2 separate regions of the Homo sapiens genome follow, and region 1 is linked to region 2. The links are chromatin loops, found by intact Hi-C in ENCODE. Cell type or tissue: Calu3. All regions are shown on one strand. Links, peaks and the distances in the headings refer to the core of each region. The heading gives the core; the rest is flanking DNA. Region 1 overlaps NME7 (NME/NM23 family member 7). Region 2 overlaps NME7 (NME/NM23 family member 7).

Region 1 (15,892 bases), core at 3,066-11,065, 180 kb after region 2:
AAAAAAACTGAAGAGAGGAAGAAAAATTTCTTCAACTAATCCAAAGAAAAGGCAAGAAGAAAAAAATAGAAAAACAGGAAAACAGTAAAATAGAAACATATACAAAAATAACAATAATCACAGCATATTTCAATGTACATGTATTAACTTTACCAATGAAAATATAACCATTCCAGATTAAATTGAAAAAAAACCTATATGTTATTTACAAGAGACATATCTAAAGCATAACAGGGCAAGTATAAAAGAGATGGCAAAAAGATATTAATTAACCCAAATACGCTATCAATCAAACCCTTTCTAAGGAAAGATGGCTCAAGCTGGAGCTGAAAAGGAAATTCAACTCTAATCTGTTAACTGACCAAGGACCATATGACTGAGAATTGTAGAATGGAAAGGCAGAATTCTTATTTTACAGAAAAAAATATCAATTTCTCCCTGGGAATTTAATAATGAGAAGGCATTCTTCATTGTATTATTTGGGAGGCAGTTACACTGTTGTTGGGTCTATCGTATAATCAATAGCATGCCATCTTAGACAACGATACTATAGATAAGTAAAGATGAGAAAAAGATTGGGGGTGAGTTTTTAGCAAGGCCTCTGTTACTGAACTAAGGTATTCCTCTAAGGCATTAGGGTGCCCTTCTGCAGCCAAAACTCAACTGCTCACCACTGGTCCTAGGACAATATACAAAGCAACAGTAATTGGTATTGAGGGAAAGGTTTCCCAAAGGTGAGAGCAAGACTAAACTAATATTCATCTGGTCTGTTCCCCGAGAAGTAGCCATAGTCTACTAGAGCATGGCAGCCAATTGGCTTAAAGGTATAAAACCCAGAAAACAACTAGGAATGTGTACTCTTGCTCCTCATGAGTAAAGTAACTTCTATCCCTGTTCCCATAAGAAAGTGCTCTCTCTCTCTACTTCTTCCATTTGCTTCTCCATGTCCGGCCATATTTAAGGGTTTCTGGTTATTTGTGGCCCGACCTCTTTTTTCTCAGACCTGCAGACCCTCAAGTAGGGGATAGTGTACAAGTAAGGGATAGCGTATTGTTCTCCTGCTTTCACATGTTAAGCACATTGGAATCAGAGTCCGGCACCTGCAGTGGAAGCCTGTTTCTCTCTAGTGCTCTCTCTCCTGTGCTCCATGGGCTGGGAGGCAGGATGAGAACCCTGGGCAAGTATGCCCTTAGTTTGTTCTGTAGATCCAACTTTTCCTCAGGCAGGCCTCAAGTTCCAGATCAGTGTAAGGGATAGAGGAAATAGGAATAGAAAGAAAGCCTCAACCATTCTCAAACACGCTTTCACAAGACAGCCTAAGTAAAATTAATACTTAATATTTTGATCTACATCTATCTCCTGTGTTAGTTCTTCATCAGTTAGTAATTTGGAGGGAAGAATGGAGACTAACTGAGCTCAAGAGATGACAAGAAGCTGTTTTAAGGAGGAATGTAAAAGATAAAAAAGAGAAGAGAAATAAGAGAGATCTATGAAGGAGACAAGTAAATTGGTAAGATTAGGTCCCCATGTGGATTTAGGGATAAAATACATATGGAACTCAAGGACAGCCACCAATTTTGTAAGTATGTAATTAGGTGAATATTGTGTTAGTGCATACAGAAGTAGGTTTTTCAATGAAAGAGAATTAATTTAATTTTGAATTTGTCAATTAATTCAATTTTGGATTTTTAAGTTCCTGTGAAAAATCTACATGGAAACGTTCAGGAAAAAGCTTAAACATATGGTTTTACAGCTGGGGTGATGACATAAATTTGGAAAGCAACACATTGTTGAAGTCATGGAGTACATAGAATCCCCTGGGAGAGTATATAGAATGAGAAAAAAAGGGCCATGAACAGAACCCTGGGGAATACCAGGAGTCTTTTTTGCCTCTGAGAAGGAATGACTCTGAGAAAAAATAGCCAGAGAGATAGAGATGGAAGCAGCGGTGGGGGTAGCGGTGGTGAAGTGCCATAACAACCAGGGGAAGACAGAATAATAATTTTTAAAGTATTCTAAACTTAATTTATTCCAGTTGGGATGGAAGAACAGAAGAGGTACATTTTTTGTATTTATTAAAATTAAATTTAATTTAATTTTAATTTTAATTTTAATTTTAATTTAATTTTTAAATTTAATTTTAATTAAAATTAAAATGTCTTTTAAGTCATTCATACATTATGATATCCCAATACTGTAATCCTGCTAAACTATATAATACCTGAACACTGAAGTTGTTTCAAACTTGATATAGCCAAGATTTTATGACATTTCCTTCCAATGAAATTTCTTCAAACATATATCTGATGATACTGCCAAATCTTCACATAGAAAAAACGTATAGTTCATATGAGTCAAATTCTAATATTAGAAAATGTATGTTCATCCATAAGAATTGTTAAACTACATAAGTCTAGAAAACATATAAAGTATTATTTCAGTACCTTTTAAAAAATTATCAATTAAGCAAATGCTTGGAATTTTTGGGCTGTATTTAAAAATTCAAAAGGTGATTTAGTTCAAAAGGTTATTTAGGTCAATCTCCCTACCTCCAGGGAGAAGTATTCTTAAGCCCCTTCCAAGCACAGGTCTCATCTAAAATACGGCTTGTTTTTTTATCCATATACCATTTCAGTACATCTCCAAGAGGACAGGAAAATGCATACTGTGACTGAGTTCCTGCTGTGATGGAGCCTCAAATAACTTGGGCTTAGACCTTGGGATCAAAGATTATACACACAGTTGACTTCATAATTTTTCTTCTGAAAAACAGGGGGGTCTTCCTTTCACTGAAAGTTAATAGATGGGCACAAGAATTTCATGTATTTAACATCTACTATAATGTTGTTCACCCAACCTACTGATGCCTTTCTCCCTTTAATTTGATTAGATGGCTTGCTTTCTGGCTGAGACTCAAAAGGAATGAGGATTGCTCAATGTAAATATGTGGCTCAGTACTTAAAATTAATGGATTTTTAAATAGGATACTAGCATTATTTTTCATTGATTTTTATAAACTTCTTACTAAAGATATAAGCTATCAAAGTAAACATTTAATACCTCACTTATCACATGGGGAATAGCTGTCTATTCATATAAAATTCCTCTATCATTCATACACATGCATACATATACATATTGACTCATCATATGAAAACTTTAATTATTTCTGGTTTGAGGTAATAAATTTTTAGAAAGACACAAATTGTATCGTGTCTCCAAATCTAAACAACAATCATAAAGCACCAATTAATTACTAGCTAAAATTAAAATCAAAGACTGACTCATTGACAACTTGTAACCTTTATCCATTTGATTAGAGGATCTTTATAAAGAGAGGATAAAAATGTGAATCAAATGTCAGATTTCTACAGTCAAAGGGAATTGGAAAGCTGAAGCTAGTTCATGAGTTAAGCTGAATTATATTAAATTATCTGGATAACTGCTCCCCAATTAGCTGATAGGCTCCATGGGGATCAATTTCACTCATCCTCCTCACTACAGGCTTTACTATAGAAAGAAAAGAGTTGAAAATGTAATTGGTTCAAAAATTTTTCTCAACACTATACAAAACTGAGAACTAGACTAAATCGGTTGTTACATAGAAGGTGTTTCTGTGGAACGCTGATAGACATACACACATATTTCCATATGCTTACTTTTTGCCATTTAAATAAAACAATAAATTTTTGAAACTCTTCGGTTTGGAAGAAGTTTATTTAAATCACCCAAATGGTTGTTGGATTTACTAACCCATATGCAATTAAGAAAGAATAAGAAGAGAAAATGGTGAATCAATTTGAGTCAGTAAAATATATACTACATATATTTTCATTTTCATTAACTATATAAAGCCCAAATACTTCAAATTTGTTTTTACATTAAAATAGAATTCTTCTGTTCATCCTGTTTTAAAATCAGTCCCATTCAACAGTATTTGCCAGCATATTAATTAGAGGTTTAGTAGAAAGAGAATGAATTTTAGGGAAAAACAAAACACGGTTTTCTGGTTTCCCTTTACTTTCTAGCTGTGTTACTGTGGACAAGTTACTTACCCATTCTATAAAATAGATTTAACAACATTCACTTCAGTCAAATCATAGTTAAAATACATAAATTATAATTTTTATGGTTGTTATTTTATTTTTCTTAGGTCAGACTGTTAACCCTGACTCCCTAACTCACTTATTTTGCTAGTTTAAATAAAAATTTAAAGCAGTCTTCCAGCCTGGGCAAGAAGGCCAAACTCCATCTCTAGCAAAATACCAAAAAATTAGCCAGGAATAGTGGTGCATGGCTGTAGTTCCAGCTACCTGGGAGGCTTAGATGGGAGGATCACTTGAGCATGGGAAGTCAAGGGTGCAGTGGGCTATGATCATGCCACTTCACTTCAGCCTGGGTGACAGAGCCAGACCCCACCTCAAAAATAACAATAATTAAATAAAATAAAGTAGTCTTGAACTGAGGTGTATGTAAAGTGCATATCATAGTGTCTGGCACATAGTATGTGCTCCATAAATGAATGCTACACATATTTATGAGTTTTAAATAAAGGAATTATGGTTGGCATTTCTTTAATCCCAAAGACTTTTACATAAGATCTCATAACATTAAAAGATTCCTATTTATTTATCTAATACCTGAAATTTCTGTCCTATTTCAAAGAGAGTCTTTGGTCTTCCTTTTTAATGAGGCATGCACCACCCCTCTGATCCATCACCATTTGTGTACTAACACCCACACTAAGAATCCAATCACCTCAAGAGCTATAAAGTGCTTATACAGAAAGACTATGGAAGTCACAGAAAGAGATATCATATTACTATAAGAGTGACTCAGACGTTAGGCAATCAGCTAGTCATTTGAGTAGTAGATCTCAAAAAATAGTTTGATTGATTTGTTTTCCCTATTGAATTAAATCATTTTTGGAGCCTTTTATACATATAGCCTTAACTTCTACAAATAATCCCTATTTTAATTACAGCACCAATCACTCTACAGGAAAAAAAAACTCCCCAAACCATACAAAGTATAAGCTACAGAAATTAAAGCCAAGAAAGATGACAAAGGAATTAAAATTTCACTTCAAATATAATTAATTCTAGTCTCAGAAAGTTGAAATTCATAAATGTAGAGACTGAAAATTAAAATGTCATCTTGCTAATACTGAAAATCAGTATTCAGAAGGAAAACATCAAAAATCCTTGTTTTCTTGTTTTCTATAAGTCTAATTTTCAGCTGTATCTACAAGTTGTTCTTTCTCTTCCATTTTTTTTCTTAGCCCCTTTTACAGATGACTGTATCTCTTCTAAATCAAAACTGAGAAAAAGAATGATGAATGCAGCTTTGACAAACAATAGAGAGAAGAACAGGGACACATGTGGAGGCACCATGTCACAGTTTCTCTCACAGAAAGAGCCACATGCAGTGGGAGGAAGATAGGGAGGCGGGGATGCCAGCCAGTGGGAAACTCTTCCTTTAGACATACCGTACCTCCAGACATTTCGATGACATAAATTTATTCATTCATATATTTAACAAACTTTTGTGGGTCACACTCTGTGAATAATTTACTGTTTGAGGTATCACTACAACAGTTTTTAGGGATACAGTTATGAATAAGATACATCAGTCTCCCTGTATCATAATTTCTTTATATGGTTTCTTTTTTTTTTCCTTTTTACAACACTCACATTGTCATTTTTCAATTGATCCGTTGGTCAACATCTATTAGATATAAATATATATATATATATCTGTTAACAAAACTTGACAATAGGCAGCATTAGTTACAAACAATCTAGGCAAAAACCTCCTGGTCAACTAGATCAAAGATCATCATTTGAAAACAGGGAGAAAGTGGAAAAAGGAAAGAATAGATCATAGATTTTAAATTGTGATTCATTAATTCGTTCAGCTAATACAGACAAGGTGCTTGCAATGTGGATGGAGATGTGCTAAGTGCCACAGGAGACATAAACATGAATTAAGTCAGATGAGACATGCACAACTATGGTATTATCAATTTTTTTTTAAATTGAAAAAAAGAAAAAGAATGAAGACAACCATTTTCCAGGTCCTATCCATCCTCATATGGTTACATACTCCCAGTCTTGATTCAGATTGACTTTGAACCCAAAGTTAGAGCATGTAAAAAGATTATATAATTGTTTTCTTACTTTTCTTTCCTACTGCCCAGCTGGCGAGCTGTATATTGATCCCCATAGTCAATTAATACCAGTTGTCGAGAAAAGACATTCACTTTGTTGCCTATAAATAAATCTTCCAAGTGCAGGTTATCATATTTGGTCCGCTTTAAAAAGGTGCGATGATTCTTTACATCATGCTAGAACCAGACACAACAATATAACAAACAAACAAAAAAAGTTATGAATAAGGAAAGTTAATCTCATCATAAGGTAGAAATAATTCTTAATTCTGTCTTATCAAAGATAGGTTATATTCTGTTTCTTTTTTGTTACAAATATAAATCATAATTTTTAATAACTTCCATATTTCCTAATCCAATCTGGTAATAACATAAAAGCTTCTTATTACAAATTTAATACTCTTAAAAACCTGAATAGAAAGATTTGTTTATTACCAAATCATTTCAGCAAAGTAGTCCTTACAAAATGCTAAAGAAAGAGTCATACACCCAAATTTCTGCTTTCTTGTGTACACAAAATCCCAATACCAAAAAGATCTACTTGTTAAAATTGTGTTGCCAGTGAAAGAACACAAAGAAACAGAAGTCTCTTAGCTTGAGCCTCTTCAATTTGACTTTTTGTAGCAATAACAGCTTTCAATAATGAGGACGTATTTATGACCATAATAATCCTTATCTATAATCACTTGTTTATTTCTTATCCAAAACATGAATAATCCCATTTCAGTCTTTTTTTTTTTTTTTTTTTTTTTTTTGAGACAAGAGTCTCATGCAGTCGCCCAGGCAGGACAGGCAGGAGTGCAGTGGCGTGATCTCAGCTCACTGCCACCTCCACCTCCTGAGTTCAAGCTATTCTCCTGCCTCAGCCTCCCGAGTAGCTGGGATTACAGGCATGTGCCACCACACCCGGCTAATTTTTTGTATCTTTAGTAGAGATGGGTTTTCACCATGTTGGCCAGGCTAGTCTCGAACTCCTGACTTCAAGTAATCTGCCTGGGTCGGCCTCCCAAAGTGCTGGGATTACAGGCATGAGGCACCGCGCCCAGCCCCCACTTCAGTCTTCTAACAACAACAACAAAAAATTCCTATTTTTGACATTAAAAATAAAGGCACAAGTTAACTTCTTATATTGGAATTATAATGAATAAGTTTAAAAAGAATTTCCATATGTATATATACACACACACATACATATAAATGTGTTTTTAAAAAGCAATTATATAAAAGGCAATGGTTCCCATGTTCACCCCCTTTGCCAACATTCAAGCAAAGAAAGGCTTATTTACCATTTCAACAGATCCATCCCCTGGGTAAAATAAAAGCTCATAACGTCGAAGAAGTGAAGCATTTGGATCATACCACTCTGCAATGAAAACGAATCTTTCACTATGATTCTGCAAAGAAAGACAGAAGAATTTTAACACTAACATATAAAGAACAAGCACTCTTCTGTAAGTCACACAAAATGAAATTACCAATATGCAAGAAACAAAATTACTTCTACCTATTATATTGAATGTTTCTGCTTTTCAACAAAGTATCAGTTATCAACACACCCTCAGCAATATTTCCTTTCAATTTCTCACTAAATACCCTTAGATATCTCAAAGATGACTTATGGATTGCTTTTTACTTTACAGCCATCTAATCATCCTGAGTAAATTAACGTTTTCTGAGAACATGAGCTCCTGATTTTACTATTGTAACAATTCAGTCCTTCTGAAAGCAAGTTTACATACAGACTATCAATAAACTAATATAAGAATAAATTTCTGAGGAGAGCTCTCAATTATATGAAGTTTTGACTTCCCTAAATTTGAGAATCTAGTAGTATCAGAATATTACCATTAAAATTATAGCAAACATTTTTTTTTCCTTAGTAATTTCATATGATAGTATCTTTTTATAGAAATAGAGAATGTGTTAGTCTAGGACCTCTGAAAATGAATGTGAAGACAAGATTGAACATACAAGAATTTCATTAAGGAAAATTCCCGTAATATAAAATGATGAGGGAGCCAAGGAAGACTAGAAAAGCCGATAAAAACAATAGAAGTTTGACACAGAGTGGTGGAGAGATGCAAGGAAGGTTAAGTGGAATCATCCCACATTGCTACACCCTCTAAGAAAGGTTCTGTAAGCCCATCAGGAAGTGCTAGAGCCAGGTGACTCCCAAGGACAGGGAGGGGCCAGCTTTAGTATCCCTGCTCCTCTCAATCAGTGGCTGGGAGCAGCCTTTGGGAAGCAAGTGCTCAGCACAAAAGCAGCAGTGGATTTCAGAGAACAGCAGCTGGGACCCTTGGTCACTTAGGTTGCCTGTAGTTGGAGGTCTGTGAAGTACACTCTTAGGGCTACCACAGAGAGCAAAAAATGAAAAAAATAAGTCAAAGATGGGTCCTTTTCCCTTGACTATTGAGCAGGACTTCCCATCATATATGTTAGTAAAAATACCCTCGCCCCAAAGATCTTCATTATAATAAGCAAATAAAAGCATAGGGAAGAAGGGAATCTAGGAGTTTTATTGCTAATTCTGGATTTGCCATCTGATGCTCTGGTTAGGGAAAATTTGGGGGTTCTTTTTAAGTTAATAATTGACTTATAAATTCTAATGGTAGAAGTTGTGTGTCTAATGATGTTTATAATATATCCATAAACTATAACGTAGATGACACTTTTATTTTTAAGACACTTTTATTTTTCCCACAATCATCCAAAGACATATTTAAACCATGCTGATTACTCAAGAGAAAATAAATGTAAAATAAGAGACATACTATGACATTTGTAAAAGCCTTTCATCATATATATTTTTCATATTGATTATAACAATACAGCTTTTTTGAGTTTAGGTTTCACTGTGCATTCTAGTATTGTACTCACCTACAAATAAAAATTTAAATATTAGTAGATTATTAAAATTTTTACTATCCATAATAAAATATTTATTTAAATACATAATTGAAATGTTGCCTTCACTAAAATAAATATAAAATAGAAGAAATGACACATCTAACTAAAGCAAATGAAAAATCCACGAAACCTGGTACTTCCATTTATCCATGTAGCCTATCCACCAAACCTGCCAACCACACTCTTTAATTCTGAATTGGGCAGCAGAATTTTGCACTATACTCTATCCAGAAAAGAGTTTTAATACAAAGAAAATAAACTGAGGAACTGTTGCTTCTGGCTATGACAAAGTAGCTCACAGCAAACCAATGCTACTTCTAAGAACAACTAGAAAAGTAGGATATCAAAGATTTGGAGAGCTTTTAAGGCAGCCAGGATCTGAGGATCCAAGATCCAGAAAGACAGGAAGCCCATTGAAGTGAAACCAACATTCATTGCGTTGTCTTTACTCGTAAGACATGTGCTGAGTCTCAAGTCAAGCAGACAAGTGACTGAGAAGCCTAAGAAGCTGGTAGAGGGAGCCCACCAAGGGACAGAGAAACAGGTACAAAAGTGAGCTGAAACCTGTGCTTGTTCAGTAGAGCTTTTGGAAACGAACTCCCAAGCTAGTGCTGTTTCCTCTGTGGGAAAAGGTTTATTACTCCAAGTACAAATTATATTCAAACTTGATTTAAACTTAACTTTCTGGTTTACCTTTACAGTAAAAACTGTGTTTACTTCCTAGAGTTAAAAGATGTACCTGGAGATATAACAGTGGTACATCTGGACTTGGGATAAAACATCACAGTGAGGTTGGCCTTTCAACTACCTGCCTGACACACATGCACATACACACACCATCCAGACCAAAGCCACCCTTAAAATTTAAAGAAAATTTACTTTTCAGCTTTGTTGAGCCAAATCTAGAAAAAAGGAGGAACTTGGTTTCCTTCCTCAAATGCTATTAAAGCTATATATCATTTTGTTTTAACTCTTCACTTTATGGATAAAGAAACTGAACTCCAGATAATATAAATGACTAGCATAAGGTCACAGAGCTGGTTAATAACTGAGCCAAAACTGGAAACTACATTTCCTATGACTCAGATATTTCCATATCACTAGCCTTCCAGGGCCAACTCAAGAGAGAGAAACTAACACTTTAGTAGCACATAGATACACCTTGAGTTGTCTGTCACAGATGCTCTGATGAGAATGCCACAACCTAATGATTACACAGACAATCATTAGCTCCTTCTTCCCTGAAGATTCCAACTTCTATCAAAAGTACTTTATGAGGAACATTTAAAGATTACACTGCATCAAAAAGAGACTTTCTTAAAGAAGCCAAATCATTTTTCCTCTTTTGAACATTTTAAATATAAGTTATACATAATAAAAGAGTTGATCCCTCACACATAATCACACTTTGTTCCAGAAATCTTAAAGTCTTAAAGGAAAATGTGTATTATTATACCAGAAGTCTTGAAGTGACTTGAACTGGACAATGTGGTATTATTATACCCAGAAGCCTTAGTATCTTAAAGTCTTAAGGTCTCTGTCTATACAGAGAGAACTTTCCTAGAGCACCAGTCTTACTCGATGGTAAGTAACGTAAACAATTTTTACACTGCAACATGCATATATGTGTATATAAATATATGTTATTGAGTGGAATGTAAAATTCATATAAGTTTTATAACAAAAAATAGGTGATTTTATGGAAATATTGACCAATATTGGAATTGCAAGTGAAATTATATTTGAAGATTAAACAAGTCTTTGGAGAAATAAATCACACCACCACCTCTCTCTGCTACTGTTTAAAGGAAGGTCCAGCTTTACAGTGGATCATATGAAATTAACAATCTTTTCCATACAGATATACTTTAAAAAATCCAAACTCTCAGTTCAAGAGTAAGTTTAAGCGTATGTTACCAAGCAAAATTGTACCTTGGCCTCATTTCAATAATACTGATCAGAAAGCTATTCCATTCCTGATGATACTATGATCATCAATCAACAAATACCAACTGGGCCTGGTACTACTAGCATGCTGAGTGCAACGAGCACACCAATCTGATAAGTCTGCTGCTGCTGGTGCTACTGCTGCTATCATTTGCTGGCAGCCTACAGCAAGAGACATGGCCCTGAAATGTGTTGCTTAAAGAGAAGATCCAGGAAACTATAAAGGGGTTTTTTGGAGGGGGGGATTATGGAGGAATATTTGTGAGAGTCCAAAAGACCTGGGCAAGACTTAATGTCTCTAACTCTCATTTTCCCCATTTGAAAAATGGAAACAGTACTTTCTTCATAAGGTAGTTTTGGGGATTAAATGACTTAGTTTACATGAAGCACTTAGGATTTCTGTTGCCTATGTCTCCCAAAGCGATGATGGTGGCTTATAGGTCCACCTGTGACTTTAGAACTGCATTGTACACACTCATCTCCCTCACTGATCTTTTTCTGACATACAAGAAGAGCAACTCTGGATTTGTGATGATGCAGCCTCAGCTGCAACTAACCCTAGGTAAATAGTTTTTTAAAGGTCTTTGCAGAAAAAAATCAGTATGAAGGAAAAAGGGATTTATGATGGACAAAAAAATGACTAAAATTATATTTATAAATGAAAATAAAAACTATTGAACATATAATACTAGGTAAATTTTTTTGTAAAGGATATATCATATTAATAAATCAGAGCCAAAGTACAATTCTTACCTTTTGGGGAGTTCAAACAGTTATAGATCTGTTTTTGTCAATAAAAATTTTAGTAACAATTTTCTTTTTAAATTTTATAACACTATCTGTTGCACATTCATCATTAGTTTTATAATGGACTTAGGGTGCCCCTTAAAGCAGATATAGCTTAGATCATAATACCCAAGACTTTTCAAATACATGTAAAGCCTTCCTAAGAAGGATGGGTACAAACATGCCAAGATTGCAGACTACAGTAAATACCTAACTTTTCAGTGCCCAGACACAGATGAACATCCACAAGTATCAAGATCATCCAGGAAAATATGAACTTACCAAATAAACCAAATAAGGCACAAGGGACCAATCCTGAAGAAACAGAGATATGTGACCTTTCAGACAGAGTATTCAAAATAGCTCTGCTATAGGTTTCAAAATCAACCCTGGCTAGGGGCCTGAAGCAAACCAGTTTAGTGCTAACAACAACAAAAAAAAAATCTGATCTAATTTTTTTCACTTTACTTTCTCTCCCACATATTCCTTATTTCTCACTCTACCGCTCCAAGCTTCAACTTCCTTGTTCCTAAATATTTTATGAAAAAGTTCAAAACACTTTTTCTTCTGGATAAGTAATATTTGTGTTTTCTTAATGTCATGCTGTGGTTTGAATTTTCAAATTTCATGAAAATTTGTGTTTCCTGAAAAAAAAAAAAAAAAAAACCTCTGCTAAGGAAACCCAAGAAATTCAAGATAACACAGAGAAGAAATTCAGAATTCCATCAAATAAATTTAACAATGAGATTGAAATAATTAAAAAGAATCAAGCAGAAATTCTGGAGCTGAAAAATGCAAAAAGCGTACTGAAGAAGGCATCAGAGTCCTTTAATGGCAGAATTGATCAAGCAGAAGAATTAGTGAGATTGAAGACAGGTTATTTGAAAATACACAGAGGAGACAAAAAAAGAATAAAAAACATGAAGCACACCTATAGGATCTAGGAAATAGGCTGGAAAGGGCAAATCTAAGTTATTGGTCTTAAAGAAGAAGTAGAGAAAGAGATAGGGGTAGAAAGTTTATTCAAAGGGCTAATAACAGAGACCTTCCCAAACCTAGAGAAAGATATCAATATCCAAATACAAGACGATTATAGAAAACATTAAACAGATTTAATCCAAAGAAGACCACCTCAAGGCATTTAATAATCTAACTCTCAAAGGTCAAGGATAAAGAAAGAATTCTAAAAGCAGCAAGAGTAAAGAAGCAAATAAACAATGGAGCTCCAATACATCTAGCAACAGACTTTTCAATGGGAACTTTACAGGCCAGGAGAGAGTGTCATTACATATTTAAAGTGGTGAAGGAAAAAAAGACTGTTACCCTATAATAGTATATTTAGTTAAAATATCCTTCAAACATCAAGGAGAAATAAAGACTTTCCCAGACAAACAGAAGCTGAGAAATTTCATCAACACCAGACCTGTTCTATGAGAAATGTTAAAGGGAGTACTTCAATCAGAAAGAAAAAGACATTAATGAGCAACAAATAATCACCTGAAGGTAAAAAACTCACTGGTAATAGTAAGTACACAGAAAAACACAGGATATTATAACACTGTAACTGTGGCGTATAGAGAAATGCAAATCAAAACCACAATGTGGTACCATCTCACACCAGTCAGAATGGCTACTAAGAAGTCAAAATGGCTGGGCGTGGTGGATCACACCTGTAATCCCAGCACTTTGGGAGGTTGAGGCAAAAGGATCACGAGGTCAGGAGTTCAAGACCAGCCTGGCCAACATAGTGAAACCCCCATCTCTACTAAAAATACAAAAATTAGCCAGGCATGGTGGCAGGCGCCTGTAGTCCCAGCTATTTGAGAGTCTGAGGCAGGAGAATTGCTTGAACCCGGGAGGAGGAGATTGCAGGGAGCCGAGATCGCACCACTGCACTCCAGTCTGGTGACAGAGCAAGACTCTGTCTCTAAATAAATAAATAAATAAAATCCATTACAAATGTTACTGGAGAAATTAAAAAAATCTTTAGTGGCTACTACAAGCAACTATATGCCAATAAACTGAAAACTCTAGAAGAAACAGAAAAATAACCAGATATATACAATCTACCAAGATTGAACCAGGAAGAAATTCAAAACCTAAAGAGACCAATAACAAGTAATGAGATCAAAGCCATAATAAAGACTCCCAGTAAAGAAAAGTCCAAAAAATAGAGGAGGAGGGACTACTTCCAAACTCATTCTACGAGGCCAGTATTACCCTGATACCAAAACCAGACAATGACACATCAAAATAAATAAATAAATAAAACTACAGGTCAATATCTCTGATAAATATTGATGCAAAACTTGTCAACAAAATACTAGCAAACTGAATTCAGCAATACATTAGAAAGATCATTCATTATGACCGAGTGGGATATATCCCTGGGATGCAAGGATGGTTCAACATAAGCAAATCAATCAATGTGATATGTGATATCAAAAGAATGAAAGATAAAAACCATACAATCATGTCCATTGATGTTGTAAAAGCATTTGATAAAACTCAACATACCTTCATGATGAAAACTCTCAAAAAACTGAATATAGAAGTAACATACCTCAACATAATAAAAGCATATTTGACAAATATGACAGACCCACAGCTAGTATCATACTGAATGGGGAAAAACTAAAAGCCTTTCCTCTGAGATCTGAAACATGACGAGGGTGCCCATTATCACTACTGTTGTTCAACATAATAATGGAAGTCCTAGCTAGAACAATCAGACAAGAGAAAGATATAAAGGGCATCCAAATTGAAAAGGAAGAAGTCAAATTATCCTTGTTTACAGATGATATGATTTTATATTTGGAAAAACCTAAAGACTCCACTGAAAGACTCTTAGAACTGATAAATTCAGTAAAGTTGCAGGATACGAAATCATACAAATATCAGTGGTATTTCTATATGCCAACAGTGAACAATCTTAAAAAGAAATTTTAAAAAGTTATCCCATTTACAATAGCCACAAATAAAATAAAATACCTAAGAATTAACAAAAGAAATGAAGATCTCTACAATGAAAACTATGAAACACTGATGAAATAATTTGAAAAAGACCAAAAAAAAAATGGGAAGCTATTCCATGTTCATGGAATTGGAAGAATTAACATTGTTAAAATGTCCACACTACCTAAAGCAATCTACAGATTCAATGCAATCCCTATCAAAATACCAATGTCGTTCTTCAAAGAATAGAAATAGAAAAAACAATTCTAGAATTTATATGGAACCACAAAAAACTCAGAATAGCCAAAACCATCCTAAGCAAAAAGAACAAAACTGAAAAAATCACATTAACTGACTTCAAATTATACTACAGAGCTATAGTAACCCAAACATCATGGTACTGACATAAAAACAGACACATAGACCAATGGAACAGAATAGAGAACCCAGAAAAAATCCACACACCTACAGCGAACCCATTTTCAACAAAAGTGCAAACAAGATACACTGGGGAAAAGACAGCCTCTTTAATAAATGGTGCTGGGAAAACTAGATGTCTATATGCAGAAGAATGAAACTAGACCCCCTATCTCCAGCCATATACAAAAATAAAATAAAAATGGATTAAAGTCTTAAATCTAAGACCTCAAACTATGAAACTACTACAAGAAAACATGGGAGAAAATCTCTAGGACATTGGTCTGGGCAAAAATTTCTTGAGCAATGCCCCACAAACATAGGCAATCAAAGCAAAAACGGACAAACAGGATCATATCAAGTTAAAAACCTTCTGCACAGCAAATAAAACAATCAACAAAGTGAAGAGACAACCCACAGAATGGGAGAAAATATTTGCAAACTACCAATCTGACAAGGGATTAATAACCAGAACACCTAAGGAACTCAAACAACTCTACAGGAAGAAATCTAATAATCCAGCTACAAAATGGGCAAAAGATCTGAATAGATATTTCTTAAAAGAAGACATACAAATGGAAAATAAGCATATGAAAAGGTGTTCAACATCACTGATCATCAGAGAAATGTCATCAAAACTACAATGAGATATCATCTTATCCCAGTTAAAATGGCTCTTATCCAAAAGACAGGCAATAAAAAATGCTG
Region 2 (15,892 bases), core at 3,005-11,004:
AAAGGATGTTGTCAATTAAACCCAAGGAATTACAGTACTCTTTACAAGAAAAACAAACCACAGAATATTTTATTTCTTGGGAAGTTCCTATTGCTATACTTCATACACATTTCAGTTAGAAAAGCTCCAAGACAAAAATAATAGAGTTAGAAAATAGAAATAAAAATTTTTTAGAAGATGGAATGCCTTTTTTTTTATAAGGACAGATGAGAAAAGTGAAAAAGCTCTTAGATTGGATAAAAGCTGAGAGAATACATAATCAGAATTCATGAGATAATGAAGTGAATAGCTGGGATGGACTTTGTCACTTAAAATTGGAAAGAAATTGTGAAAGCATATGCTGAGGTAATTTAAGATTTAAGAGAAAATTACTTCATATATTGCTTCATTTAATTTTTACTGTGAAATGTCATTATTTCTACTCTTCAAGTAGATAAAATGAGTCTGAGAAAGGTAATTTTTCCTAAGTCATGAAGTTGGTAGGAGGAGAAGCTGGGGATTTGAACTCAGACCACCTGACTCCAGAGTCTGTGCCCAGAATCACTATACTCCTGGACCTCCCTTATACTTTAGATTTTCCAGAAGGCTAAGGAAAGCCTATATGGCATAGTAAGATTCAAGTTCAACTTTAAACTTTTGATTTACCTTTGAACTCAAGTTCAAATCAAGTAAAAGTCATTAAGAGCTCAGCTAACATCTTTCTATTCATCACTTCTGTATGCTCACAGCCTTTGGGCTGATTTTGAAATAGAAATGCTAGTCTTGCAATATTTTCAGCTAAGCCAGAATAAGATAAGATGTGTTGTTTTCCTAGGAATTAATTTCTCCATTTCTAGTCTTCAAGTTTTAGTAAAACGATGCTTGATGACTTACAGCAATAAATTCTTAACTGGTAATCAAAAAAGAATAAACTGTACTTCTGTTCATAAATAGAGGAAAGAAAAAGAAGCACCTGCAATTTGATAATTATAATAATTCATTATACTGCTTACAAAGGATACAGAGACAGTATGGCAAACTAGAAAAACCCAGGATTACTAGTTAGGAGAGTAATGTTCTATACACTAAGCCATGCAATTTTAGGTGAGCCATTTTCCTTCTTTGGGCAACACATTCCTCAATGGTAAAACCAAGGTGTCGGATTAGAATTTGATTTCCTCAAAACCTAGAATCATGGAATGTTAGTGCAGGAAAGGGGTTTAGAGGAGGGCCTCTCAATCTTTGTCACCTCATGGTGCACCTAGAAAATGCTCATTCTCGCATGGCATCCTGGAGCCGGCACAGGAAGTGGTTAAGGATTGGAGCTGCTGCCTCCAGGTCTCAGAGGATCAATTATTCAGCTCATTTGTAGGGGAGTCCAAGCTTTGAGAATTACAAGTTCAGCCTCATCATTTTCCACATGGAGAAACTAATGCCTAGACACATTTTATGAATTTATAACAACCCATAAATTAAAGTACATGGTATCAATGTATTTTCAGTTGTTATACTATTATTTAACAAATCTATCCCAACCTGACCCCCTTCAGTCCATTTTCCACATGGTAACTGGAGAGACCTCTTAAAAACTATAAACCTGATTATGTCAACGCCCATTCCCCTCAAGGGTTGCCTCCTGATGTTTTGAGGATAAAGATCCATATTCTTAAAATAGCCCACAAAGCCCTGCATGGCCCAATCTCTATTTCTCCAGTGTCACCTCAGGCTTTTTTTTTTTTTTTTTTGCATTTTATATTTCTTCTTTCCTTTTCTAAAACACACCAACCAATTCCCCGCATAAGGGCTTTAGCAAGTGCTATTTTCTCGGCCTGGAGTCAACTACCTTTTTCCTCAGCTGACACTCATTTCAGGCCTCAGTTCAAATGCCATTTGCTAAAGGAAACCTTTCTTAATCCCCCATCTACACCAGGTTCCCCGATTACAACTCATCCTGTCTTTCACTACACAGCAATAATCAGAATTTATACTTGTCCATTTCCTTTTGTGATTATCTGATTAATGTCTGCCTTCCTCATTAGACTATGAGCCCTGAATGGAATGTGTGTCTGAATAGGAGCTCTTGTTCATTACTGTCTCCTCAGTGCTTACCAATTTCTGGTGTATAGGAAAAGTTCAGTGAAATGTTCAATGAATGAATTTACGGTTTAGTTTTGGCTACAGAAGTCTTCCTGGCAACTTCCATTCATTGCACTGACAGCTCTGTACATCACATTTCTTGTAATATGAAACATGGATATGGTTATGCCTTACTTCACTCTAATTAGTGAACAGTATGGGCATTTACTTAAACTTTTCACTGCAAATATTCTCAACAATTTTTTTTTATTGTGGACAACTTTGAGATCTAATAAGCTACGGACCATTTCCCCCCCAGAATGAATACATCCACAACATTTTGCAAACAATTTCAGCCAGTCAGTCCATGGACTAACCCTATGAATAAATTTCAAACTCCTAAATTTGGCATAAAATAATTATATGACTTGAGCCTTAGCTACCTTTCCATGCTCATCTGCAATTCTCTAATGTCTTTTTAAGCTATGCTATATCAAATTCCATGTAGTTTCCCTACATGGAATTAGGGATTGCTCCTGTGAGTAGCTACTACACTGTAGCCTGGGCAACATAGTGAGACTCCATCTCAGGAAACAAAGACAAAAATAAAAAACCAAGGTAAAGAGCTAAGAGAATGGATACATAATATCCCTCAAATGAGAAGACAAACTGGAATACTAGCAAATAAAATTGAATACTTGCAATGTGTAATTATCCACAAAGGCCATTACAAGAGAATATATTATACAACATACACACTATTTCTTCAGCCTGGAATACTATTCTATGTTTTGTTTTTTTTAACATATCCTCCAATACTTGGAGCAGATTTCATATCTAACAGGAGGCTCATCTGATTCTTGTGCTGAAACCCAATAAGGATCAACCTCCTAGCATTTACTTCCTGATAGGGGCTTTCATGAAACCCAGGAAGGATCAATCTCCTAGCATTTACTTTCTGATGTCAATTTCGATAACAATTTTTCCTGGAGAATGTTAAATTCTTTGAGAATGAGGAGTGTGTCTTATTTAGCCGTAGTGCCTAGAACAGTGAATGGCACAAACAGGCCTTCAATAAATGTATGTTAACCTGAGAAGGACCAAAATTATCAATGTGAGAAGAAGCCAGGCACTGTGGCGTGCACCTGCCATCCCAATTACTGGAAGCTGAAGCAGGAGGATTGCTTCAGCAATTTGTTTATTATACAACAAAGTTATTTTTACCCCAGTAAAATGACTAAAAATTGCATTAGCCTAAGGTATCAATGTCAGTATCAGTTTCTGTTACAGAAAATCATCATGTAAACACTAGAACAATGAATTCTTTATTAAAACAAACTGAAGGCAATACTCAGAAAACGTACCATTATGATGACTTTATGGAAAGATTCAAAGCTATGCTGTGTGCTACTATTGTATAACGTTTTATAATTCTCTCTGCCTTGTGAATAGTAAGCAGCAGATTTTAGCTCTCAGATGGAGATTGTAGAGTAACAAACAAGTTAATGGGTAATGAGAAAAGTGGAGAACTTTGCACGGAAAGATATGTACACTGATATTCCAAGCAAAGAAATTATTTTTGCTGTTTTCAACTTGCGGTTTTTATTCATTTACTCAACAGATTAAGCTATTTCTAACTCTAAGGTTGGTACCAAAGGGGACCAGTATTTATCATTAGAAGAATTACCATTCATTACACAATGGAATATAAGCATAATGCATAATGGACTTTCACAGTGTGATTGGGTAGAATCCAACGAGACGGCTAATTCACTCAATTCTGTTTCACTTACTCTGGTGCTCTTCTCTCTTATGCCAGATTCATTTGTTGTCATAAGGCCAGTTATAGAAGCACAGTGGGAGGCGGGGTGGAGGTGAGGACAGAAGCATTATCAGAAGCTTCCATGGAGGCACAGTTTTTAAAATTACCCACTGAAAATCCATAGATAGCCTCATTGTAGCCTCTTTCCAGCCCCTACTCTTGCTCAGACCATAGTGGTAATGACAGAATGGGAGATATCACTCACTGATAGAGTAGACTATTCTGTAAGATGACAAGGTCAGTAAAAGCAGTAAATAAGGGTGTGCTTACAACAAAGATGGAATTCACAATGTATGTTGACCCGAATTTAAAAACAAGAAATAGAATTATGGAGGAAAATCGAATTGTTATAACCCCTAGAAACAAAAACAGCATCCAGCACAATTGTGAGTGCACAGTGCATACCACAAGAGATGTGAGCTAAATGTGGTATAATATGAGAGTATAGTGGGCCTGAAGAAGAAAGTAAAAAGTGGAGAGATACAGCATTTCATATTATTTTTATTGATTCAGAGGGTACATGTGTAGGTCTGTTACATAGATATATTGTGTGATGGTGAGGTTTGGGCTTCTAGCATACCTGTAACCATAATAGTGAAGATTGTACTCAATAGGCAATTTTTCAATCTTCATCCTCTTCTCACTCTCCCCGCTTTTAGAGTCCCCAGTGTCTATTATTTCCCTATGTATGTCCATGTGTAACCATTGTTTGGCTCCCACTTACAAGTGAGAACACAGCATTTAATATTATCGGAGGGAGAAAAGATCCCATACTACACATTTGTCTCAAATAATAAATACATCTGTGGTTTTTCAAAGAATAAGCCCTAATTTCCAAGGCAGACTTCCTAGTCCATAGCTATACCATGAGATGGAAATTTAAATGCTACAGTGATTTGGGGTGATTCACACAGGCATTCTGTATAAATTAAGCAAAAATGAATGTATTTATCAATAATTACAGATAAACTCACCAAAAGTACAGCCAAAGCCCTTTGGAGTATGACATAATTTAGCAATAAAATCAGGTGGTGTACCTAAGGGACAGACTATAACATACATATTCTTTAAATCCCAGTGACCTCTTCCCAGGGGTTAAATCAGAGGAGTCATATCAAATCCAAGAAATATCATCTTTGAATATATTTCAAAAGCCTCAAATGATTAAACCCAATGACCTTTTAATAAATGTAAAATAAATACACAAGGATATCAGCTCTAGGTCTGCCTTACTCCTTCCCTTCCTTCCACAGCCATTTGTCAATAATCAACTAAGTTACTGATAAACAGAGGCTAGGTTCTTGGGATACAAAGGTAAGACATGGCCCCTGCCCTCAAGGAGTTCACACTAAGGGGTGAACTACACAGAAACAAATAATTATTTAACAATACACCAAGTATGTTAACAGAAGTATGTATAAGGACAATGGGGACAAAGAGGAGAAAGTACTTGTGATTTTGTTCCTCATATGACACATTATTATTAGAATGGGAGATGAGAATTATGTACTTGGTCATTCAACAAATACTGACTATGCCCCTCTCATGGGTAAGCACAGTGAAATCACAGTGAGATCAGAATAATCCTTTGGAATTCCAGGGGCACGTGACCTTCTCTCATCCCCCTCAAGAACTCAAAGGCCTCTTGCTGCTGACAATACAGCAGCTTGATAGTTAAGAATTTTTTAAGGAATAAATAACTTTATATTTTTAATCTAAAACTGAGTTGGACAAGTTTGTGAATAAAAATATCAGTTAATAAGGATAAAACCTAAGTAAATATCTAATCATTCTAATTACTTTTGAGGGAGGCCAAATATTCTGACTCTATTTCCTATTATATCTTCCCTCATGCTTAGTTTTTCTAGTCTCACTCCCCATCCTATCATGAACTCTAAAGAAATAATACTTGTTACATTTAAGATCACACAGAAAGGCAGTGAGGTTAGAGAGTATAAATTCTGGACCCAGATTGCCTGGGTTCAAGTCTGTGCTCTGTTATGTTCTAGCTGTGTGGCCCTGGGGAAGTTGCTTAACTCTTCTATGTTTCAGTTACTCATCTGTAAATGAAGTCGTCAATTAATGCATATAAAACACTTAGACCAATGCTTGGCATATGGCCAGGACTCCCTACAAGCTAGTTAATATTCCTACCATATACATAAAAATAAAAAATCAATAAGCAATAAGAAAGAGTTAATGCAAATAAATTTAATAGCAGAGCTATCTTTTAAACTTCATCAAGAGCATGACTGTATCAAATTCGTAACTATATCAAGTAAGCATTTGCCCAATATGAGATTTAAAAGTAACGACTATAGTAGTTTGGATTTCATCTATGCTTAAGAAAGTGTGACTTTGCTGTGGATAAGATACTTTCAAGATGTTGTCTTATTGCTATCTTTGTGGCTAAATTAACATTCAGATTAAAGGTGAGAAGGATATAGCGATTGTTATAACTTCTTTCACAATTATCTCACAGAAAATTGCTCATACAATATTATTTCTTGAAAGAAATAATTTCAATTTCTTGAAAGAAAATTTCTTTCAAGTTTCTTTTATTTTATTTTTTTTTTGAGACAGAGTCTCGCTCTGTTGCCCAGGCTGGAGTGCAGTGCTTTGATCTCTGCTCACTGCAACCTCCACCTCCTGGGTTTAAGCGATTCTCCTACCTCAGCCTCCTGAGTAACTGGGACTACAGGTGCACATTACCACACCTGGCTAATTTTTGTATTTTTTGTAGAGCCAAGATTTTGCCACGTTGGCCAGACTGGTCTCAAACTCCTGACCTCAAGTGATTGACCTGCCTTGGCCTCCCCAAGTGCTAGGATTACAGGTGTGAACCACTGCACCCGGACTCATTTCTTTAAAAGCTTTCCATAACCTGCAAAACCTTCTCAATACATGTGCTCTTGAAAACATTGAGCCTAATATTTTCCTGTTAGACTAGTCTTCTGTTTCCTCTTAAAACAGGAAAGCCCATAACTGTCTAAAGGACAAAGAACAGTAGTAGGTTTAACAATTTTCACCCTAAAGCCAAAGTGGGAGTAGCTGTAATATTTTATGAATGAAAAACAGGATGAATTCTATTAGGGCAACCATGTTTTAGACTCCTTTCTAAGTCACCTCCTAGAATTTTTAATCAGTCACCTAAGAGTTACTTATTAACTCAAAAACTGCTTAGTCACTGACTGAAAAATGAGGCAGGGAGCAGACCAAAGTCAAGAGTTCAGGGTCAAACTGCAGAGAGCAAAGCACAATGAGTGAATTGGTTTCATCTTTCTCCTCAGTCTTCCAGAGCCAGGAAAATGAAGGGACTGGACAGTGTTGGTGGTTGGTAATGTGAACACAATACCAGCTGTCTTAGGTGAGTAGACACAAAAGTCACAGGTTAAAAAGGGCACTTTGTCTCCCTTACTTGATATGTGGATCAAAGCCATGTACCCATACATGTATTGTCCTTGGCATCTTTTCTCAGTTTTCTCTTTCACAAGATGCCCATACACACAATATATTCTATACCAATGCTCTTCTGGAAGTTCTTTCAACTTCAAGATTACTAGAAATAAGAGCACTAGTGAGCATATCTATTTGTTAGTTTTAAGTAATATTTAACTTGCAGGGCGCAGTGGCTGACGCCTGTAATCCTACTTTGGGAGGCCGAGGTGGGTGGATGACCTGAGGTCAGGAGTTTGAGACCAGCCTGGCTAACATGGTGAAATCCTGTCTCTACCAAAAACACAAACAATAGCCGGGTGTGGTGGTGCATACCTGTAGTCCCAGCTACTCGGGAGGCCAAGGCAGGAGATTTGCTTGAACCTGGGAGGCGGAGGTTGCAGTGAGCCAAGATCCTGCCACTGCACTCCAGCCTGGGTGACAGAGTAAGACTCCATCTCAAAAATAATAAAAAAATAAAATAAATAATATTTAACTAAGAGAAGTTAATATTTTAGTTACACATTTCTCTCTACTGCTAGAGGATTATATTTGGTTATTACAGTATTTCCCCCTTATCCCTAGGGGATACATCCCAAACCCCCAGCGGATACCTGAAACCACATATAGTACCAAACCCTACATATACTATGTTTTTTCTTATACAAACATACCTATGATAAAGTTGAATTTATAAATTATGCACAGTTAAGGGATCAAAAACAGTAACAATACAATAGAACAGTTATAACAATATGCTGTAATTACAGTTATGTTGTGAATGTGGTCTTTCACTTAAAACATCTTAAGTACTGTATTCATCCTTCTTGTGATGATGAAGGGTCAAAGCAGAACAGCATGAGATTGCATCATGCTACTCAGAATGGTGTGTAATTTAAAACTTACGAATTGCTTACTTCTGGAATATTCCATTAAATATTTTTGAACTACAGTTGATTGAGAGTAACTGGGACCAATGGAAAGCAAAACTGTGGATAAGGGGAGATTACTGTGATACTGACTTATTGAATTCGGATTATACAGTTCTGATATGAGCCAGTCTTTTAACATCTTTCTAGTTTATGACTTTGGGTCCCTTCATGATTCTTAATCACTTCCATTCAATTATAAAATACTTATTTTATTAGCTGGGCATGGTGGTGCATGCCTGTAGTCCCAGCTACTTGGAGGCTGACAGTGGAGGACTGCCTGAGCACAGGAATTCAAGGCTGCATTGAGCTATGATTGCACCACTGTACTCTAGCCTGGGTGACAGAATGAGACTCTGTCTCTAGTTTACAATATGTATATATATTGTCTCTAATTTACTCTGTATGTCTGTATGTGTGTGTGTGCATATTAAGCCCATAACAAATATTTTTGTGCTCTATAAGACAGCTGAGAAAAATATATTTAAGAGTCTAAGGGCAAGCTAGTCTATCTGTATACTTGTTATAAAAAAGGTAAGGTATATTGTAAATACATTGCATTTAATGGACAAATAGTTGCTAGTATCTCTCTGGATTTCAAGGGCCCTTGCTAACCCCTTAATTTCTCCATTATGATAAAAGATCAAGAATTGGCCAAACTCACTTAATATATTAACATTACTGAAGATCATCATAGTAAAGGCCTACAAAATAGAGACAAGCATTGCTTAGTGGTGATGGAACAAGCTTTTGATTTTATTTGTTTTTAATAAACAGTAGGCAAAGGGATATTTTGGTTGTCTAGAAAAAACATGTATTCTCACTTCCTTTCTATTAACCAGCTAACTTTTGCCTCTCAAACTTCAGCTACAAAAGGGAATCATCCATGAGTTTAATTGTACTGCCAGGTGACAGACAAGAGGGTTTATATGATGAGAAGAGAGGCTGGAAAAGGAAAAAAAAAAAAAAAAGAGGAGCAAGTTCAGATAGGTACAGAGGCTAGCACCTGGGTACTGACCTTTGAATTTCTTGCAAGGCAATATAATTTGCTCTTCAAACATAAAAGGCTACACTAAAAGAATAAAAGCCTTTTCCCCGCTATGTTCCTATAAAACTTTATTTATGGACATTGAAATTTGCATATCACATACTTTTCATGTGTCACAAAATATTATTCTACTTTTGATGTTTTTCAACCATTTAAACATGTGAAAGCCATTCTTAGCTCATGGGCCGCACAAAAACAGGCAGCAAGGGATGGGCCCTTAGACTAACATTGGTTGACTGCTGGATTGGAGCATTAGAGCTTGGGTATGAGTCCCACCCCAGGGCTTCCAGGAGAGGGGGCCCAGGCTGATGCCATCTCCACCCTCATTGCTCTAGGCGGGAAGGCAGAGCTGGTGCTGTATGAGGTGTGGCTGTAGATCCTGGGCCAGCCCTTCACCAAGGCCTTGGAAGATAAAACCAGTCCTGAGTCCCGGGTGCTTCAGGGGCAGCTGATGAAATGAGTGAAGTGGCAGGATGGAGTGGGAGATCAGGGAAGAGGCCTCGAGGGGATGGAGGATGACTGGACAAGGCTTTGGTAGAACTGTGACCCTCTTCACCCGCTCCTGACTCCCCAGCTGACCACCATCCTCAGACCTCTACAGAACTTGACCTACTGGAGGTGGAGGGATTCCAATGAATCCAGGGTGGCCCTCGGTGACCCAGGGCTCAGAGCTGGACTTGGTTGAGGGCAGGAGGCTGGAAGAGATGACCTCCGCTAGTCCCCCCCAGGCTGTCCAGCCCCCTGAAGCCTGTGATGATCCTTCCACCAGGCCAGACCCACTGACTGCCAGAGTGGGTGCCACCTTCTTGAGGGCTGTGCCAGCCCAGGCCCTTGGGTAAGAATGTGTGCACCAGTGTCTGGACACCCTGTGGGAGGCAGAGGGCCTCTTGGTAGAGATGGTCATTCCAGACCTCGGTCAGTATCTCTTTCCCTCTGCAGACCCCCTCCCTCTGTCTATGTCCTCTGTCCATCTGCCTCCTCCCTCGGGTTCATTGCCCCTACATGACCTGATCTGAAGCCTGCCTCCTCAGCCTGCCTTGCATCCTCATGGGAGCCCTCCCATGATAAATTTCCAATTTATCTTTAAAAATACATTATTTGAAACCAGATTTGTTAAAGCCCATAATCAGTTGAAATGAAAAGAAAATCCAGATTTGTGTGGGTTTTATATTTGGTAAAAAGATAATTAAGTAAGTTCTGACAGTGAAATTAGAGTTTTAACTTAGCTGGGATATCATTTATAAAAGAGCCTAACAGGCCTGACACGAAACAGGCCTGCCATAGAAGTTATATATAGCCTTTCCTTTGACTCTACTATATTTATTTTCTAATGGACAAGTTAAGTATAGAATGGTAAAGATAATAATTTAAAAAGATAATAATAATAACCAATATTTAATTGAATACTTCCTATTCTTATTGTTTTACCTATATCACCTAATCTATTTCTTGCTGCTGCTCTCTGAGGTAAGTACTATTATTATTCCCACCATAAAGATGAGGCAATTCAGGCACAAGAGTTTAACCTGCTTGCTTGGACAGCTAGTAAGTGGCAGAGCTAGAATTCAAACCCAGGTAGTCTGATTCCATATGCATTTGCTGTACTGAAAGTACTTAACCCAGTCTGGGCACAAAGTGAGTGCTTTCTATGATCATCATTGCTTTTATTATTACTGGATTTAAGAAAACTATATTGAATGCCTACCCACTGGAGAATTGAGGAATGAACAAAACACACAAGGTCACTGTTCTCATGGATCATAGAGGACAGGGGAGGAGACAGATACTCTTCAAAGAATTACACCTTGATAGTAGAAATAGATCACTTGAAGGAGAAGAAAATTTCTGAATGGTCCTATTTTAGACTACCAGGTCCTTAAGACTTGTTACTGGATGATCAGAGTATACGCGTCCATTACTCCTATTATCTACTCACCTTAAACTCTGCTGCTTGGTTAAAGTTTTGGAACCTTTATCGAGTCACTTCCCTGTTCAAAAACCTTTGATGGCTTCCAGTTTTCTAGAGCCTAAGTAGCCACTGTGTGTCATACATACCAAGAAACTCCCATCCAGCATTTACAGCAAACATCAGTAATCCATCATGGTGATTTTTTTTTTCTATTTGGTTGTAGTTTTATCAATAAATCAAAAACTGGCACTTGAATTGAAACACTTTTGTCATCGTTGACCTAGTTTGCTGTATAGAAACACTGGTTTTGGACTTAGACAAACTTGGGTTCAAATTTCAGCTCTCTGCCACTCATTGGTGGGGTGATCCTGGCCAAGTCATTTCACCTATGGGAGCCTCACTCTCTTAGCATATAAAATGGAGATAATAGAAACTATTCAACAGAGTTTTTAGGTAATGCAGGTAAACAATTTGGCATAGTACCTGGTATATATTGCTTAGTAAATTAAAGTTATTATTTTTATCACTGTTACCATAATGTTCATTATTGCCATCAGAAAGCTTTCCAAAGTCTCCACAATCTAGCTCTAATTTACATTTCCAAATTTATCTCCCATACTCTACCAAAGGAACCCTCCACTTCAACCAGAGGAACTCAATGTCTCCTAAAACCAGCCTGCCATGTTCTTTTTCTGTGTGTATAAAAATCTGCCTTATTCTTCAAATACCATTTCATTAAATTCATGAAATTTATTTCATGAAATTTTCCTGACCCCCTTCAGCCACACTCATACTGCTCTCCATTGAACTCTCATACTTACTGTTTCTAACACTTCATCATACACTATCTGGTAACATTCTCTTATGCTGGTGTTTAATTTTATATTACAATTTAATTTTACATTTTTTTTTATCTTTTCCATCTAAACCCTCTACTTTTCTTTTTCTTTGAGACAAAGTTTCGTTCTGTCACCCAAGCTGGAGTACAGTGATGTGATCATGGCTCACTGCAATCTCGAACCTCCCAGCCTCAAGAGATCCTACCACCTCAGCCTCCTGACTAGCTGAGACTTTAAACACCTGCCACCATGCTCGGCTAATTTTTTTTTTTTTTTTATTTTTTGTAGAGACATCTCCCTCTGTTGCCCCGACTGGTCTTGAACTCCTGGGCTCAAGTGATCTTCTTGCCTTGGTCTTTCAAAGTGTTGGAATTACAGGTGTGAGCTATTGTGCCCAGTCAAATAGGGATAATCACATTTTATTTTTTGAAACAGAATCTCACTCTGTCATCCAGCTGGAGTACAGTGGCATGATCACAGCTCATGGCAACTTTGACCTCCCAGGCTCAAGCAATCTTCCTGCCTCAGCCTTTGGAGTAGCTGAGACCACAGGTACATGCCACTACACCTGGCTAATTTTTGTATTTCTTTAGAGACTGGGTCTTGCCATGTTGCCCAGGCTGGTCTCAAACTCCTGGGCTCAAGTGATTCTCTCACCTCAGCCTCCGAAAGTGTTGGGATTACAGGTGTGAGCCACTGTGCTGGGCAGAAATGTGTATCTTCAAAACAATACCTGGTGAAATGACTGCGGATTCATATCAATGAATGAATGAAATTTAAATAAAATAACATGTGGTAGTTAACTTAAAATTAAGCCATGGATTAAGGAGATAAAATTAATTTTTAATTCCTCATGTTACATTGAAGAACTCAATATTATAAAAAAATCTCTGGCTTTTTATTTTGAATTTGAAAATCAGAGGCCAAGCACGGTGGCTCACACCTGTAATCCCAGCACTTTGGGAGGCCAAGGTGAGCAGATCAGGAGTTCGAGACCAGCCTGGCCAATATGGTAAAACACCGTCTCTACTAAAAACATGAAAATTAGATGGGCATGGTGGCGTGCACCTGCAGTCCCAGCTACTCAGGAGGCTGAGGCAGAAGAGTCGCTTGAACCCGGGAAGTGGAGGTTGCAGTGAGCTGAGATCAAGCCAGTGCACTCCAGTCTGGGCGACAGAGCAAGACTCTGTCTAAAAAAAAAAAAAAAATCAGAATTTTCTACCTTTGTCCATTAGTCCTAGTTAAATAAATATTTTTAAAAATATTTGTGCCCATGTATAAGTGTTAAAGAATACTCTATTTCTCCAAATAATTATAAAGGATTTTTTCTTTATTTTTAAAATATGTTTTTAAAATTTGTATAATTTAAAAAAATTTTTTTTTAAGATAGAGACAGGGTCTTGCTGTGTTGTCCAGGCTGGTCTTGAACTCCTTGGCTCAAGCAATCCTTCTGCCTCAGCCTCCCAAAGTGCTGGGATTACCACAGCACCTGTCCCAATTTTCTTTAACATAGATAAAATCACCACTCGCAGGACTCAACTAGTTTACATTCCTCTTTGACCTATGAAATGTGATATATGTTTTCCATATCAAGTTTGAATAAAATTATCAATCAAAGACTCCATAAGCATGTGTAACTTAGCCCAGTTGCTCCCAACCACCAGATGGTGAGGGTCTAGGATGACATTTCACTGCTTTCTGGCAAAATGGGAAAAATGAGGGCAACAAAGCAGTGATGAAGCAAGGGTTGGCAGGAGTAGTCCACCCTGGGGAAGGGGCAGTATTTTCTCACTGACGTTGTTTGGAACTGCCTGTTTATGGTGATAACAAAAAGCAGACAAACTATTAGTGGATTCTATTATTGTTTTAAAATGATCTACAGAAGATGCAATGCTGTTTTGCCTGTGCCTGAAGTGGACTGCTTCGACCATCATGCCTTTGGCATGCAATAGCAATAAAGTGAGCTTCAGGTAAAGCTGAATTTATTCAGTTGAAGAGACAGTCCATTATTCTGTGATAAAATGCTGTTGGTGATTAAATGTCCTTTTAAAACAAAACGATGATGATGGGAAACAAATTTTTCTAATGTCTTCATTTGTTAAATTTTAAAAACTTTATCATTGTGTCTATCCCTGAAGTGGGTTTTATTACTGTTTAGTTTTTTTTTTTTTTTTGAAATGTTCCAGGTCTGTGAAATGTCAAATCTGACAACAGCTTGACAAAAATTAATCAAGAGAACAACTTGACTTAATGGAGAGTGCACAGTGTTTTTTGGCTCAGAACAGTGGCTCTCCAAGTGTGGTACTCTAAACCAATAGCATCAGCACTAACTGGGAACTTGTTAGAATGCAAATTCTCAGGCTCTATCTCAGGTCTACTGAACTAGACACTGGGGGGTACAGCCCAGCAATCCGTATTTTTAAAAAGCCCAGCCAGGCATGGTGGCTCACACCTGTAATTTCCAACACTTTGAGAGACCAAGGTGGGACGATTGCTTGAGCCCAGGAGTTCTAGAGCAGCCTGGGCAACACAGGGGGACCCTGTCTCTACAAAAAAAAATTAGTGGGGCATGACGGTGCATGCCTGTGGTCCTAGCTGCTAGGGAGGCTGAGGAGGGATCACTTGAGCCTGGGAGGTCGAGGTTGCAGTGAGCTGTGATCATGCCACTACATTCCAGCCTGGGTGACAGAGTGAGACTCTGTCTCAAAAAAATTAAAAAAAAAATTAAAAAGCCATCCAGGAATTGTGCTACTGTTTGAGAACCATTTCCCAGGGAATAGGTAGAGAAGATGCAAAAAGTGCTGAGACAAAATGCCTGGAGATTCTTAAATGCCCCCTGTAAGGTCACTTTTAGTCCAATGATTGTGTCTATTTATTTTATATGGATTTTCCATAGTTATTAATTAACCAATTTATACAAAATAAATTAATCTAAAATAATCCTAGAGTCTTCGGCAAATGATTTTATAAGTGCCTATATAAAGTGGGATAAATTATATTAAATACAGTTCTTAAGTCATTAAGCTTGTTACTTTTCAGATTCAGAAGGCAGCCTATCTGAAGAAAGGTGGAGCTGGCACTGTACTTGAGAAACAGAAAGACCTATGAACCTGTAACTCCCTTTGAATCTAGCAATGAACTTATGCCCCACTATGACGGGATATAGGAGGGAATGTGAAATTGCTCCTTATCCAAGATTCTTTTATCTGAGAAAACAACCAATGCTGATGAAATACTAACTGGGCCATAAAGAATTACAATTTGATAGCTTAAGGCCTCTTATATTATCATGATGTTTTTACGATGAATGTAGAGACTTCTGAAATATCAGGTTTGAGAAGGAAGAAAAGAATCCATGCAAACCATTCGCTTTCCACATGCACATATTTCAGGTTTTACTTGAATAAACAGCAATGAAAGAAGATGCTGGTGGACGTGGCCTTTTTAATTGATACATAATAATTGTTCACATTTTTGGGATGCTGCAGTGGACTTTTCTGGCAACTGGCAGGTGGAGGGAATGGTGAGATGTGGTACTTGAAAGTGGGGCTCACTCTCATCAGGTCATTGAGACATTTCCGCCACATAAAGAGAGAGAGGGTATGGAGGTGCACTGTCCCCATTCATGATATATTCCCACATGCATTTACTCAACAGACTAAAAGCCTGCAATATGTTAGCAGCTGGAGATACAAAAGTCCCTTATAAGCCCAGGTCCTCAAGGCACTTACACAACCCACAGGGAGAATGACAAGAGTTGGTCCCCTGTACACCTCTGAGCCACATGACCATGCCAAATGGTGAGTGCAGATTTGATGAACCTGCAGATAACTATTTTAAGCTGCAAGAAACCCA

Evidence for each region. Peaks named below come from ENCODE experiments on the same cell type or tissue, not always from the same donor. Only the 100,000 strongest peaks of a DNase experiment are listed, where the experiment ranks them.
Region 1: a loop joins it to region 2, with 2.1 times the contacts of the local background. A loop is called at or near these places in 1 of 110 quality-filtered maps.

Annotation. Positions count from the first base shown.
Region 1 is chr1:169,316,938-169,332,829 of GRCh38, forward strand. It overlaps NME7 (NME/NM23 family member 7), which reads right to left. Exons shown (of 12, transcript NM_013330.5): 2 at 7,456-7,563; 3 at 6,180-6,346. Among named protein-coding and RNA genes, the nearest start is that of NME7, 43 kb to the right of the region's middle. In Calu3, for the core only: no CTCF peak of the experiment used is centred there; no DNase peak of the experiment used is centred there.
Region 2 is chr1:169,141,568-169,157,459 of GRCh38, forward strand. All of the region lies in intron 11 of NME7 (NME/NM23 family member 7), which reads right to left. Among named protein-coding and RNA genes, the nearest start is that of ATP1B1, 43 kb to the left of the region's middle. In Calu3, for the core only: no CTCF peak of the experiment used is centred there; a DNase peak (open chromatin) is centred at 7,114.